Regions from separate parts of the Homo sapiens genome. Here region 1 is linked to region 2. A link is a loop called in an ENCODE intact Hi-C map of the cell type or tissue named here. Cell type or tissue: endothelial cell of umbilical vein. All regions are shown on one strand. Links, peaks and the distances in the headings refer to the core of each region. The heading gives the core; the rest is flanking DNA. Region 1 has its middle 31 kb from the start of GLO1. Region 2 overlaps BTBD9 (BTB domain containing 9).

The links. A loop is a pair of places that touch in the nucleus more often than their neighbours do. Peaks named below come from ENCODE experiments on the same cell type or tissue, not always from the same donor. Only the 100,000 strongest peaks of a DNase experiment are listed, where the experiment ranks them.
Region 1: it touches region 2 in a loop (4-fold over the local background); 8 of 110 quality-filtered maps call a loop at or near these places.

The regions. Positions count from the first base shown.
Region 1 is chr6:38,670,764-38,673,584 of GRCh38, forward strand. No RefSeq gene overlaps it. Among named protein-coding and RNA genes, the nearest start is that of GLO1, 31 kb to the right of the region's middle. In endothelial cell of umbilical vein, for the core only: a CTCF peak has its summit at 1,292 (motif pointing left); a DNase peak (open chromatin) is centred at 1,268; H3K27ac peaks cover 166 bases.
Region 2 is chr6:38,571,045-38,573,865 of GRCh38, forward strand. All of the region lies in intron 6 of BTBD9 (BTB domain containing 9), which reads right to left. Among named protein-coding and RNA genes, the nearest start is that of BTBD9, 67 kb to the right of the region's middle. In endothelial cell of umbilical vein, for the core only: no CTCF peak of the experiment used is centred there; a DNase peak (open chromatin) is centred at 1,317; H3K27ac peaks cover 1,393 bases.

The sequences.
Region 1 (2,821 bases), core at 191-2,690, 100 kb after region 2:
TGTATCTTTTCTAACAAAAGCATAATGTACATAAACTTGCTTTTTCCACTGGATATCTCATAACCATTTCTCTACATCTTTAAGCATTCTTTAAAGACACAATTTAGTGGTGTTAAAGTAGAATAGATAATATTCTATCATTGTGGGTACTATAAAAGTTAATGATTTCCCAAGTTTTGGACATTTGTTTATTTTTTGCTATTATGAAAAGTGATACAAGCAATAAATTTTCAAGGATACAATATTTTCTAGGATACAGAATTCCCAGAATATCACATTATTTCCAGATAAGATGTGAACATTTTAAGTCTTTATAAAATAACTCGTGAAACTTACTGTAAAATTGAAGTGGTTTGGATGAAGTCTATAAAAGTGCCTATTTCATTACAACTAGAGCAATCCTAGGTACTGGCATTAAACAATCTTCTGTAATATTTTCTTATATATATATTTTTAGAGACAGAGTCTCCCTCTGTCACCCAGACGGTAGTGCAGTGGCAATCATAGCTCACTGCAGCCTTGACCTCCTGGGCTCAAGCAATCCTCCCACCTCAGCTCCCAAGTAGCTCAGACCACAGATGCACACCACCACACTCGGCTAATTGTATTATGTTTTCTAGAGATGGGGACCTCCCTATGTTTCCCAGGCTGGTCTTGAACTTTTGAGCTCAAGCAACCCACCCGCCTTGGCCTCCCAAACTGTTGTGATTACAGGCATGAGCCACCGCACTCAGCCTTTGCTAATATTGATAGGACTCAAATCGATGCATTTACAGTAGAAATTCTCTTAACCAATTTCCACTTAACCTGTTATTGGATTAACCGCACTCACCATTTCCTCAATAAAGAACTGATGCCCTGTCAGGCTGAGTAACTATAACCAGTTGGCCACTCTGTGCATTTCTACTTCCTCAGATGAGTTACTTGTCAAGTCGATTGTGTCTACTGCCAATGTGCTCAATCCAATCATCCTTGTAATTTTAAATATATAATTTAATTAAATATTATATAAGGCAATAAAATATGAGTTCATGTAAAAAGAAAATGAGTTTATGTAAAATATGAGTTTTTGTAAAACAAAGTTATATAAAAGAAGAACACTCAAAGGCAAATACCTAAAATAAATTCCTGAATTAGAGGCAGGAAAAAAGCATCTGTAAATAAGGAGGAAAGCATAAAATTAGGAATTCTGTACTCAGATTTCTTTATAAATGCTTTAAATTCACACTCTAAGGAAACTTGAATTGGAAATCTTAGACCAGTGGTTCTCAACAGAGCAGTACTGACCCCTAGGGGTTACTTCGGAGACTTGTGGGACATTTTTGGTTGGGTTTCACTATTGGTATTTAGTGGATGGTGAGCAGGGATGTTAGACATCCTGTAATGACCTGTATAACTTTGGAAAGTCCCACTGAGTATTCATATAGGTAAAAAGCCTACTTTTCCCCTCAAGGAGATGGAGCATAACTCCCCCCAGCCAGTGTGGGCTTTACATAATGAGTTTCTTCCTCATCACTACCACTGCCAGGTGATTAAGGTTAACATAGTAAGATCAGGGACATGTCATGTTGATAGTATGTCCCCTTGATGTGACAAGAGCACTTTGTCTCTGTGGTATTCCTCCAAAAAACAATAATCCCAGTTTTATCATGACAAAAAAAATCAGAAGATCCCAATTGAAAAACGTTTTGCAAAATACCTAGTGAGTACTCCTCAAAGCTGTCAAAGTCATCAAAAACAAGGAAAGTCTGAAAAACTGTCACAGTCTGGAGTAGCCTAAGGATACATGGTGACTAAATGGAATGTGGTTTCCTGAATGTCACCTGTAAGGAAACAGCAGGTAAAAATGAAGGAAATTGGAATAAGTATGGACTTCAGTTAATAATATCAATATAGTTTCATTAATTGTGATAAATGTCCCACACTAATGTAAGATTTTTAAAATAGGGGAAACTAGGTATGTGGTGTATGTGAATTCTGCACTATCTTTGCAACATTTCTGCAAATCTAAAACTATTCTAAATTTTAAAAAAGAATTAAAGCCTGCTTTTTATTATCTGAACTTACAACTTGTATCTTACTTATTTGCATTTATAATTTTAATATTTGCTAGGGAAAAAACTATTCTATAAACAAAAAAGTTACTCTTTTATTCGAAACTTTAGCAAGAATTGATCACCATTTTGGGAAATATTTCCAACATAACATCATGTTTTTGAGTCATCAGTAAAATGCACCTGTTATGAATATGTATTTAAATTTGTAAAATTATAGCTCTTCATGAATCATAAATTCAGTCTTTATTTAAAATATCAAAGAGTGTCAACAATACTCTGATGTTTTCTTCTTCCATATGTAAGGGCAAGCACCTGACTACTCCATTGTCTTCTAGTCTATGTGGGCACTGACATACTAAAATGCACAATTTTATTGCAACCTGATTATATTTCTCCTTCATATTACCATAAAGGTATTGACTGATGTTTCTTCATGTCGTGCCAATAAGTAGGTTATATCATGTGAATGTCATTTCAGGATAGTGGATGTGATAGATATTATGTTACAATGTTATTATAAACAGGGTCAGCTAAGTCTAATATGATTGAGAACCACAATCTCAGACCTAAGCTCTGAGGGCAAGAAATGTTTCATTTCTTACAGTACTCTGCACCTAATATCTAATTCTCAATATCTAATTTGACTCTGGGTGCGGTTTCTGTTTACACCTACCCAGAAGCCCCTATTTGCTCCTCCATTCTGGCAGTCTCAATTCTGATTCACTGTCCACCCTCATGCAGCCAGCTTGGGTAAATACGATCCA
Region 2 (2,821 bases), core at 231-2,730:
ATCAAGGTTGTAGGTAGATGGACAACTCAAACTAAGTATGAACTAAAAAGATAACTTTTTAAAAAATGAAACTAATCCTGTTTCTTTTACATCTGAATAAGGCATTTCTTGAATTGTGAAGCTCTTCAGTCATAAGAAGAAAGTAAAGGCTCAGTATTATTCTAGCTAGGATTCTAAAGCAATCTAGTGAACACTGAATAATGTAAGAGTGTCTACCTTTAAAAGTAAATAGATACATCAATGCCCAGTTATGGGCAGAGGTGTAGGGAACAAAAGAGAAATGAAAGAAGACATATGTTATACAAGTGTTAATATAGCAGGGAAAGAATGCTTCCATAAATAGCAATGCTTATTTTCTCATTTATTTTATGTAGATCTATAGCACTATGTAAGTACTATAATCTAATGAGAATAGGTGAAAAAAAATTATGCTGTATCTATTGACACCAGGAATGAGGGGGGCCTAGAATGTATAGTAGCAATAAATGAGATTAAAATGCCATATACCAAAACACAGTAAAGTTAGAGTATTCCTCTAATGAGGTCTCCCACAGTAGACCAGCTACTGCCAAATAACATTCAATGTACACCAAAGAAAATATTTAGATGTTGTGTAAATATCTAAAACAATGGGCCAGGCATGGTGTCTCACACCTGTAATCCCAGCACTTTGTGAGGCTGAAGCAGTCAGATCGCTTGAGTCCAGGAGTTGAAGACCAGCCTGGGCAACATGGCAAGGCCCCATCTCTACTAAAAATAGAAAAAACTAGCTGAGTGTGGTGACACATGCCTGTAGTCCCAGCTACTCAGGAGGGTGAGGTAGAAGAATCATTTGAGCCCAGCAGGCAGAGGTTGCAGTGAGCCAAGATTGCACTACTGCACTCCAGCCTGGGTGACAGAGCAAGCCCATCTAAAAAACAAAGAAACAATCACACACACACACACACACACAAAACCAAAAACAAATAAAACAATGACCAGAAAATATCACCCCCTTCATCTCAGCTTAAAACACCTACCCCCCATCTCTGGCCTTTTCTAACCATCCTATTTAAAATAATCCTTCTCCCCTGACTTCTGTTACTATCACAGTACCATCTTTGCAACACTTATAATTATGTGATGTGCTTATTATTTGTTTGTTTTAATCTGTTTCTCCCAAATTCCAAAAGCACAGAAACCTTGGCAATCTTCTTCAGTGTTGTGGCCTCAATATCAAGTACAACAATAGCATAAAGTAGGCGCTTATTTGTTGAATGGGTGAGTGACGAATGAATACATAAAATCTATTTCCTTAGCTGGTGAAGCATGCCTAAATTTCCTGTTGTAAGTGAAAGTAGAACCATTCTAGTGAGATGTTTATCATCACTTACGGCCTCTAATGTGACTACAACAACCAGAAGACAGCCTAGCAGATGCTCTATGATACCCTTTCTTTTTTCTATGACACATATGGCACACACAATTTCTCATTCTAAGAAAAGAAGAAAAAGGAGGGAAGTGAACTACAATAATTAAAATACTTTCAGCAAGAATCAAAGAAATCAGTGGAACTGAGTAGGGTATATGCTAGAATCCAGCTCATCATAAATATGGCTGATCACATTAGGATAGCAAGAAATGATTATCAAATAAATGACTTTAATCAACTGACTATCCCTACCTGAAAAGATCTATGCAAAATATCCTGACTGTATTAAATACTTAAGATATAAGGCTTAAAAAAAAAAAACAAGTAGTGGAAAAAATATATATATATACATAAAAGTTTAACATACTTTAATATTAGAGTGAGGAATAATCTTCTAATCATAATACCAAGCCAGAAATCATTTAAAAGACTGACAGATTTGAATACATTTTTTAAAAAGTAAAATTCTATATGGCAAAAAGTACCAATAAAACACTAAAAATGCGTTAACAAATTTCATATATGACAGGCAAAAGGATAATGTCATATATATATATGTATTGATACAAAGTTCTCACAAGACAAAAAGAAAACTATCTCAGAAGAAAAATATGCAGAAGACAAAAACAGGCTTTTCATAAATAAGAAATTAACAAATGGCCAGTATTAAAAGATACTTTAACTCACCAATAAAGAAATTCAAAGTAAAATAGGATTTTTGTTTTAAACAAATTATGTATTACATTGGCAAAACGGTGACAGTGTCTGCATTGGTGAAGGTTCACAGAAAGGGGCATTTTTACATGCAATTGGTAGAAATTGAGTACAACATTTCCAGATGGCAAGTTTTATCAATATTTAAAATATATACATTATAACTTTATAATGAGAGATATTTCCATTTTGATAATTTTTTAAAAAAGGAAATAAAGAAAGAAACCGTTTTGTATTAACCAAGTTCATCTCTCCTATGCCAGACTCTAAATTGTCAATTTACACCCATCTCAACACCCTGTCTGGCCTTGTCTCCAGTAAACAACGCTCCTAATCCTCCTCTAAACTCTGACCAGCCCCTGAAGTAAATACCTCTCCCACCTACGCTCTTGTTCCCTCTCTCAACGGGCATAACCTTGAGAACGTTGCTTTTAGCCCTGCTTTCTTCTCTCTCAACTCCCAGGTTTTAGACCAAGATCCCACTTGCAATTCCAGCCACCAGTCACATGCACACTTTGAATTCTACTTCTATCCATTTTCGCTCATGTTCTAAAGTTTTCTCATTTTTCAGCAATATTATATGGCTGCCAAATTAACAGCACCATGTTGAGGAATAGCTCAAAATTTTAAGAGCACCCCCCAGAGTACTCAATATCCACCATTCATTACTAGTGTTTTCTGTTTAGTACTAGGCTC